2 separate regions of the Mus musculus genome follow, and region 2 is linked to region 1. The links are chromatin loops, found by intact Hi-C in ENCODE. Cell type or tissue: left cerebral cortex. All regions are shown on one strand.

The links. Hi-C counts contacts between places; a loop is a spot of excess contacts. Peaks named below come from ENCODE experiments on the same cell type or tissue, not always from the same donor. Only the 100,000 strongest peaks of a DNase experiment are listed, where the experiment ranks them.
Region 2: it touches region 1 in a loop (4-fold over the local background); 1 of 42 quality-filtered maps calls a loop at or near these places.

Annotation. Positions count from the first base shown.
Region 1 is chr5:138,253,384-138,258,383 of GRCm38, reverse strand. Lamtor4 (late endosomal/lysosomal adaptor, MAPK and MTOR activator 4) reads right to left here and starts at 2,902. Exons shown (of 4, transcript NM_001081108.2): 1 at 2,581-2,902; 2 at 2,051-2,131. The coding sequence starts at 2,583. In left cerebral cortex, a CTCF peak has its summit at 2,510 (motif pointing right); DNase peaks (open chromatin) are centred at 1,229 and 2,680; H3K4me3 peaks cover 1,866 bases; H3K27ac peaks cover 1,264 bases.
Region 2 is chr5:138,088,190-138,093,189 of GRCm38, reverse strand. Zkscan1 (zinc finger with KRAB and SCAN domains 1) reads right to left here. Exons shown (of 6, transcript NM_133906.4): 2 at 1-270. The coding sequence starts at 183. Among named protein-coding and RNA genes, the nearest start is that of Zkscan1, 5.6 kb to the right of the region's middle. In left cerebral cortex, CTCF peaks have their summits at 1,370 (motif pointing left) and 2,716 (motif pointing left); no DNase peak of the experiment used is centred here.

The DNA.
Region 1 (5,000 bases):
AGGTCCCCAGTCCCTCATGTGGGAGATTCTAGGCAGGGGCTCTACCACTGAGCCACACCCCAGCCCCTCACTGGGGGATTCTAGGCAGGGGCTCTACCACTGAGCCACACCCCCAGCGCCTCAGTGGGAGACTCCTGGGCAAGTGTTTTACTACTGAGCCACGCCCACAGCCCCTCACGAAGGATTTTAGGCAGATGTTATATCACTGAGCTAACTGCTCAGTCTTTGAAGGTTCTACCTGTTACTCAGTCTTCCCACTTGTCCTGTCTGTAGGCTATGAAGCAGAAACACCCACTTTGTCTTTAAAGTTTTCCCTCTGGCTAACCCTTGGGCAAATAACAAGACAGTAGTCCAGACGTCCTCTGGACAGTAGAACAGACTGTTTCAACATCCTCTTCCCACCGCTTCTAAATGGGTCCTTAACTAGATTTAGTTCCTTTTGCTCTCGGTATCTCCAGCTGTATACTGGGCCTATATTCTGCGCTTGTGAAAGTCTCATGAGAAAACAATGAAAACATAACAGTGCCTACATAATAAATGTACTACAACCGATAGCATTCCATCTCACTCGGTGTCTACAGTCAGGCCATCAAAATTCTCCTTAGCTACCTCCTTGGTCAGCTTCCTTTCTTGATGTCTTATTTGTTCAGGTACCATAGTATTTTTCTGGTTTCCCCTGTTCAGAGTCCTACTGGATAAGTACTTCAGAAAGGTAGAGTACATGTAGAAGTACTTTACCTAGTAATTATCTCTGGGCTGTGGGGGTGGCTCAGTGGATAAGAGTTTTTGCTGTACAAGCAAGAGGACTTGAGTTCAAATCCGTCAGGAATGACCACACTCACACCTGGAATCCCAGCACTGTGGGTGTACAGCCATGTGGACTGCTGAGGCTTGCTCAAGGCCGCCAGTCTAGGTACGGGTTCAGAGACCCTGCCTTAAGGAATAAGGCAGAGAGAGTGGTGAGAGTGGGTCTCTAATGCCCTACAATGGCTTCAGCACATGCATGGGCACACACCCGTGCAGGCACTAAAAACATAAGCTAAAATGTCTTCTGTCCTTGCTCCTCACTGCTACCAGTCCAGTTTCCTGCTTATATGGCTCTCCTGGGACACTTGTGCTACACCATTTCTGTGAGTCACAGTTGTTTTAAAACCCTTTAACCCTCAAGATTTGTCGAAAGATGTTGAAGCTAGCCGCAGGAAGTTCAGTATCAGTCTTACCACAGCATCCTTCCTCTTCAAATGGTTTCAACACAAAACCACGGCCAACTCGGGCACTGGCACACTCAGGCAAGCATGCCCGGCTCCCAACCCTGAGGGTTCTTTTCTCTTTCACAATTTTCTGCCCTTGCAGCGTAGCTCAATTCCTGCCTCTAGAGAAGTCTTGCCCCCACCCCACCCCACCTCACCCCCCAAAATTCTAGAGGCAGGCAAAAATGGATCAGAGCATAAAAGTGCTTGCCTCAATGCCTGATGACCTGAGTTCAATCCTCAAGACCCACATGGCAGGAGAATTCACTCCAAAGTGTCCTCGAACTTTCACCCCCTGTGGCACCCATACGTGCGTCCCTACAAGAATTTAACAAATAAAAACAAACTACAACTAACTAACTAATTGTATAACTTGGGTAATGGTTTGTTTGTTGTTTTTTGAGGCTGAGTTACATGTAGTCCAGGTTGTGATTGAATTTGATATGTAGCCAAAGATAAGCCTGAACATCTAACCCACTGTTTCCACCTTCCAAGTGCTGGGACTACACTCTGTTTGGTTTTATGCAGTATTGGGATTGAAGAGAAGGCTCTGTGCATGCTAGGCAACTCATTCTCCGTACTAAGCTACCTCCCCAACCTTTTGGTAATTAGCTTTTATACCACATATCCAAATACTACATAAAGCTTACTATATGGCAAGCAAGGAACCACAGAGAAGACAAAAAGAGACAACTTGGAAATATTTGAAGGGATTTCTGGGCTGTGTGTCCCCAAAGGACCCCCCCACACACACACACACACACACCCTCCACCCCACGCTTTGCTTTCCCACAACGCACCGCCAGCACTGCACCTTCGCTCAGCACCAGGTAGCCAAGCTGGTCTGGGATTCGCTCCAGCCCTTGGGTCAGTGCGGAAGTCTAGAGGGTAAAGAGACAAGGAGAATCATGACAGCCTTGCAAACCCATCTCCCTCCTGGATATGAGCCTTCCAAGGCCCTCATAATGGCTTGTAACACTGAGTCTCCATCCACGGTCACTATTGGACCTCTGAGCTCTTCCACTTGTCATGTAGGTGACCCAGGAGGCCTTCCTAGCCCCTCAACCCCTCCTCATGTCCCTTCCCACTCCAGTCCCCTTATGCCCCGCCCCTTGTGCCATCTAGACTACTCCCCCGCTGCAGAACACCCGGTAGCGGAGCCTTCCTTCTCCAGCCCTCCCTGTCGCTTCCCTCCCATCTCTGTTCCCTTTCGGTCCCAGGGTGGACTGGAGGTGACAGTGAAATGCAAGCCATAAGGTGGCAACAGAAGCTCGGAAAACAGGGACGCGGAACCGCAGGCGTGCACACCCGCGCATGCGTCCACACTCACCATCGCAGCCGTAGGTGCAGTGTAAGCAGTCTGCCGGATAGGTAGTTTCCGGCTCCAGGCTCGGGTCAGGTGGTTTCACCAGCTGACTGTAGCCCAGCCCTTCGCTTGAGGATTGGATGGCGGGTATGTCATTATACTTTATCAACCACTGCGGAGCCCCGCTTTCCGAACACATTCGTGGATTGGTTGCATTTCCCCGCCCCTCAGGATTTGCCTGCGAGAGTTGTCCGGAGAGTCGCGGGGCAGTGTCGCCACACGAACGTGCACTGCTTCTATCCTTTGCAATAGGAATATGCATCTGCCGGTGGCTTCCAAGAAGAAAGTAGAACAGTCCGGTGATGTAAGAGGAGTCTTAGGTGTCACTGTTCAACCTGAAAAGAGAAACTAATGTACCAATGTGAAAGACGATGGTTTGGTTTACACGTGAAAAGCTGTTCACGTGTTAACTTTCTGCCTTGAGTATATGTGTTAAGAGTGGATCGGCCCAAATATGGCTATGAATGAGTAAATCAAATTTGCTGTGTACACACAGTAGTGTAAGATCAATACAAGATGATAATGTCCTGACACCAAATGCAGCTTGAGAATCTCCAAAACAAGAGAAAGCAGGCCAGGGAGATGGCTTCAGAGACCACTCAGCCTTCAGAGGCTCAGACCCAACCAAAAGGACGGGTTGTGAAAGGGCAGGTTCATAAGGCTATATATTATGTGGTCCCATCTATGTAAGACGCTTAGCTGTGACTATTGCCGAATGCTTGTAATCCTAGTTTAAAGCCTGAGAGGCCGAGGATTGGGCTGAATAGGGAGTTCAGTGCCAGACTGAGGCCTGAGCTACCTACCAAGATCCTGATTAAAACACATACACTTCTTGCAAATACAGAAAAACTGAAAGCAATTACTAGTTGGTAGTGGGGCAAGAAAAAATAGGAAGTGCTTATTAATGAGGGTATGGCAGGGCATGTGATTTAAGCTTTTTGGAATTCATATTGAAGTCTGCATATCTTTGTGAATGTGCCGAAGTTACTAAGTTGTACACTAAATTAGTGAATTATATCCCCCACCCCATTTATTTTCAGTGCCAAGAAGCAAAGTCAGGGCCTTATGCATACTGGGTGTGGGTCTGTACCCACAGCACTAAACAAAGAAAGTCGTCCACCCCAAATCATCTTGTAGAAGCAGCAGCTAATTAGAGAAAATGAGGCAAGGCTGTAGCTATCGTTTCAAAACTTGCCTAGCATGCATAGGCCCCAGATTCAATCATCATGACCAAAAAATTGAAGTAGGGCTGGCAAAGTGGCTCAGCGGGCAAAGGTGCTTGGCACCATTGCTCTGAAGTGGGTATACAAATATCAACAGCTGCTTTGTACAATCCAGAGAATGGTCTACAGTAGCCACAATTTTTATTTTGAACGAGTGACTTTATAAAGTGAGTGAGAGAGAGAGAGAGAGAGAGAGAGAGAGAAGCACATCAATTTCCATCAAATCAGGTACTCAAGTATCCAAGTATCCAGCCAAAACTACCTGAGGAAGTCCCTTTAAGACAACTACGAACAGACAGAGTTCTGGGCAGAGCAGAGAGTTTCTTCAGGGAAGGCTTCTAAGTAAAAGAACAGAAATCATGAAATTGGGAGCTTACAGACATCCATCCAAAACCAACCTGGAGAGGCTGAGGTTGCTAGCTGGAGTTCTGGATTACGTTTTCACACCATGACTGAGCATTCAGCTTCTCTATAACATTGCAGGAACTTTTTTACCATGCGTGAGCCCTGGGGATCTCTGTTGGAAATGGTTTACCTGGCAGCTGTTGTCAAGGGCAATTTGCTTGTTGGCTTAATTGGTTGGTTGGTTGGTTGGTTGGTTGGTTGGTTGGTTGGTTGATTGGTCATTCTTGAGACAGAATATCACTAATGTAGACTAAGCTAGCCTAGAACCCAAAGAGCTCCTCTGGCCTCTGCCTCTGAAGTTCTATGATTGAAGGTGTGCTCCACCATTCACTGACAGGTACAAGATTTTTGCTTTTGATGTTCTGTTTGAAAAGACTGGAATTTGCACAGGACACACCAGGACCAAGTTCCCAACACAAAGGAGAGATTTATTTGCTCCAGAGGGACAAAGAGTGTGGATAGAAGACAAGGGAGAGGGGAAAGAAATATTTGCTCCAGACAAAGTGACTACCTCTGGATAAAGTGGAGACAGGCATGGTCCTTAGGCAAATGGCAGTTTATAAAAGTAAAATAAGAAACCTGTGATAGAATGAGTTGCTTTGTTTTGATTAGACATGATAATTAAGGTGACCAAAGGGAGGCTTTTGATTGCTGGACTTTAATATTTTAATACCAGGCTGGCCTTGAACTCAGAGATCCACACGACTCTGCCTCCATAGTGCTGGGATTAAAGGCCTGTGCCACCATGCCCTGCTT
Region 2 (5,000 bases), 170 kb after region 1:
GCGCCTGAACCGTTGGCGGAATACCTCTGGGTCGGGTGGTGGTGTCTCCTGCAGGCTAGAGTCCTGCCCCCACATGTGGTCTTCTTCATCTTCTTCTTCTACCTTCACAATAACTATACCATCTTTCTCCTGTGCAGCCTGTGGGGATAGACCTGTGGTTTCCCTTGACTCAGCAGTCATCATTCAGGCTCAGTGAACTGGTGGGGTCCAACAGGGTCAGGCTGCAGTTTCTGTCCTAGCAGCTGTCTTCTATTGGTTCCTCCACTATTCCTGAAGTTAAGGGGGAAGGGGGGAGAATTAATAAAAAATTTACCAGGGAGCAGAAAATAGTGGATCCCTAGGCTCACAGGCCTGCCAGTCTAGCACTCTCCGTAAGCTCTGGGCGAGTGGAAGACCAAAGTAGACAGCACCCGAGGACTAGCAAACACCCCAGGCTGCCTTCTGGCCCTGTATGTAGGGCCCATACAAAGTGACCCGTGCTACTAACCCTTCATATAAGGATACACATGAAGATGCTAAGAATGTTTCTAAAAATAAAGGAGAAAACCACTATAGAGCTGCACTAGCCTTGATGTCACTTCTAATATTAACTTGGAACTATGGGGCTGGAGCGATGTCTCTGTAGTTGCAAAAACCTGCTGTGCCATGATGAGGTCTGGGTTTAAATTTTGACACCCATATCACAAGATGTGAGTTGTATGTATCTGGCATACACGTAGACAACAGCAGGCACAAATAAGCCTTTAAAAAACAAACTTGGAACTATTTTATACCTCATTTAAAAATTCTTCCAAATGAAGAATGTCAATGGAACTTTGTCTTTTATTTATGTTTAACATGTACTCACACTCACGAATGCCACAGTACATGTGTGGAGGTCATAGGACTCCTCTACCGTAAGTGTCCTGGGGATTGCTCAAGTTGTCAGGCTTGGTGGCAAGTATGTTTACCTGCTGAGCTACCTCCCTGGCTTCAAACTGAAATCTTTAGTAATAGCAAACTTCAACTTTTTGGTTATTCTGCAAAAACTAGTCAGGATTTTTGGAAACCTTACATGTTTTATGACACTTTAAATTGTACATGGGAGGGGCTGGCGAGATGGCTCTGTGGTTAAAGCTCTAATTGCCAAGCCTGAGGATACGAGGACTCTTATACTTGTCAGGGGCACTGTGATTGGATTTGTCCCCTCTACTATTAAAAGTAGGGACAACCGGGCAGGAGAGATGGCTCAGCAGTTAAGAGCACTGACTGCTCTTCCAAAGGTCCGGAGTGCAAATCCCAGCAGCCACATGGTGGCTCACAACCATCCGTAGTAAGATCTGACGCCCTCTTCTGGAGTGTCTGAAGATAGCTACAGTGTATTTACATATAATAAATAAATAAATCTCTAAAAGATGGGCTGGAGAGATGGCTCAGCGGGTAAGAGCACCCGACTGTTCTTCTGAAGGTCCTAAGTTCAAATCCCAGCAACCACATGGTGGCTCACAACCGCCTGTAATGAGATCTGACGCCCTCTTCTGGTGTGTCAGAAGACAGCTTCAGTGTACGTATGTATAGTAATAAATAAATCTTTGAAAAAAAATCTTTTTTTTTTAATTTTTACATTTTTATTTGTCCTTAACGCTCACTATAGCATTCCGTGATTTTATTATTTAAACTTTTTTCTCCCCAATTTTATTAGGTAATTTCTTCATTTACATTTCAAATGCTATCCCAAAAGTCTCCTATACCCTCCCTGACCCCCACCCCCACCCCCGCTCTCCTACCCACCCACTCCCACTTCTTGGCCCTGGTGTTCCCCTGTACTGGGGCATATAAAGTTTGCTAGACCAGTCTTTAAAAAGAAAAAAAAGTAGGGGCAATTATGTGATTTGTAATCCCTACCACCATGTTTGTTGTAACACTATCAGAAGTATTCAACAGATATTAATTGAATTGTTTTAAAAAATCATGGAAAATGAAAATAGACTTGTGGAAATTTGAATCTTGATAACAACTACTTAGCATGGAGCGTAATTCATGAATTGCTGAGCATGGTAATGGCAGTTCTCCCCTCTGAACCCACTGGTCTTTGAAAGCATTGTCTTTACTTCTACAGCCACCAAAACCAAGCGTCTTGGGGCCAGCAAGATGGCTCAGTGGGTAAAGGCATTTGCCCTTAAGCCTGACGGTCTAAGGAGATCCCTGCGACCGGCATGGTGGAAAGAACAGGTTTCTGGAAGCTGTACTCCACACACTCACCTGACTGCACACAAAGAAATAAGTTAGCATGACTTAAAACTAATTGAAAAGCCCAACAAAGCAAAAACAAAAGGCTTTGTAAATTGACCATCTAACTGTTTCACAATGAGTTAAAGCAAGAGCTTTTTAGGTTAAGTTAACTTTTACGCTATACAAGGCTGGGAACCACAACCAGAGTACATGCTGTAGTACTGAGCTATATCCTCAGAGCAAACCAATACTTTTAAACTAGGAAAGCATCTATAATTGTATGGTTCTCACTTAAAAATACTGATTAGACTTGGTAGAAATGGGATCATGGACTGTAGTGTAGTGACAATTCTGGAGTTTTGGTTTCTTTAGAAAACAGAAATTTGGGGCTGGAGAGGTGGCTCAAGAGATTAAAAGTACTGGCTGCACTTCCAGAGCTCCTGAGTTCAATTCCCAGCAACTACATGATGGCTCATAGCCATCTATAGTGAGAGCTGGTGCCCTCTTCTGGCCTGCAGGCATGCATGCAAGGCAGCATGCTGTATACATAATAAATTTTTTTTTTTTGTTCGAGATCAGGGTTTCTCTGTATAGCCCTGGCTGTCCTGGAACTCACTCTGTAGACCAGGCTGGCCTCGAACTCAGAAATCCACCTGCCTCTGCCTCCCGGGTGCTGGGATTAAAGAAAAGAAATATGAGAATGTTTTTGTTTAATCCCAGGTATGGAATATGGGGCTGCTTTAGATTTTCCACAGCAGCTATTATTTGACTTGTATTCAGCATAAATGTGATACTTTCTGCTGACAGTGTGATGCTTGGAATTCTGGGGACCTTTCAGAAGCCTTATAAATGCTAGGGCATAAAGAGGTGGTATGGGTTGTTGGTTGTTTGCTGTTGGTTGTTGTTGGTCAGGGTTTGTTATTTAGTAATTTGCAACAGAGAAACAAGAAGAAATTAGATATCTTTGACAGTAAAGATTGGCCCAGGGAACTTGATGCCCCTAATGAGTAGGAAGTAGTCTAATTTTAATATTGTCCACTTTTCCTCCTCTATTGTCTTTTCTCTCCTATCTTAGGGGATTGAAAGGGTGGAAAAGGCATGGAAGAAAAAAGAACCCACAAAGCAGCCAAAATCTAGCTTTCAGTAGTAATATATAAAACATCAAGAACAGAACAGGTATGCAAGTTTTGGGACTAGGTTTAAATAATTTTATTTTAAATGATATTTTTGTGTACTCATACATACACATACACATACCACAGTGAGCTACTGGAAGTTAGAGGTTAACTTTTGAGATTTTCCTACCATGTGGGTCTGGAGGACTGACCTCACATCCACCAGGCTAAGGCAGCAAGTACCTTTACTTGCTCAGCCAAGGCACTAGCCCTCCGTGGCAGTTTAGACAATCTCCCCCACAGGCTGTTGTTTTCAGTTGTTTCTGTTCAGTGGTGATTTCTTTCCATCCCCCACACACACAAAGGCCAGCGTAGCACTACCTGGAGGTGATTCTGGTTTTCCTCAATTACTGTTAACGAATCTCCAATACACACAACTTCAGCATTCGAGGGTTCCCACCTTCAGGACACATTCTTCTATTCTGGCCCTGCTGCATTCTTCCTGTTAGTGGTGCATTTCCCTTGTTTCTAGTCATCTGAACCTAAGCGTGGGCCATGACCAATGGACTCCACTCCTGCCGTGAACAACTCCCACTCCATTTATTAACTCTGTTGGTTAATGTTTTACTCACCTTCAAGAAGACACTGCCTTCTGATTAGTCTAGCTTACACTAGGAGGTGCGTTGAACTATACACACAGAAGAGGCACCCCTGCTAGCTCAGGGAGCCATTCCTCTGCTATCTCACCTGCACAGGCTTAAATTAATATCTTGCCTTCTTTGACTCTCCCTCCTCATATGCACTGAGTCTCCAAACACCAGAGTGAATCATTTAAGACCGGGTCATACTTTGTAGCCCTGGGCTGAGGACGATCTTTAACTTCTGAGTCTCCTGCCTCCACCTCCTGAGTGCTGAGATTACAGGAGTGAGCCATCATACCTGTTGTATGCAGTGCTGGGGAGGGAACCCAGGGCTTCATGGATGCTAGACAGTGCTCTACCCACTGCTACATCTACAACATCCTGAGTAAAGTAACTTTGTTCATATTTACTGTCCAATCTGAGCTCAAGCCTGGCTTCTTGGTTCTCCACCTCTATTCTCTCCTGATCCACACACACAATCTACTCACTACCTTACTCTGATCATTTCTCCTAAAACTTTACAGCCCTAGACAGTGGGTTCCATTTTATTTCCACTTTCCCGTCAAGCTTCATTTCCCATCAACCTTTGCACTTCACAAACCCTTCCCCACTCAGCAAAATGACTCCAAATCCAGCACCTCAGTCATGCCTTGGCAAACATAAGCTAAAGCACCATGTGTCCATCAATGCTCAAGAACATTATAAAAGGAGAGTAAGAGCCAACATTTGTAGGTGCCACAGAATACACTCGGCACTTCACTGGACCACATACCAACAGTCTTCCAAGGTGCTTAGGATTATCATCTTGCTTTGTAACGTTAAAAATGCAGTTAACAAACAGTAAATTATTTACCTAAGCTCTCAGAGCAAGTAAATGCTAGACCAAGATCCAAAACTAAACTGCCATATCTCAGGGCAAGTTCTTTTTTTGTTTTTCTTTTCTCAGCATGAGTGTGGTGTGTTTGTGTGTGGAGGCCAGAGATTGACGCCAGGTGTCTTTCTTGATTGCTTTCTACCTTTCGGAGTCAGTCTC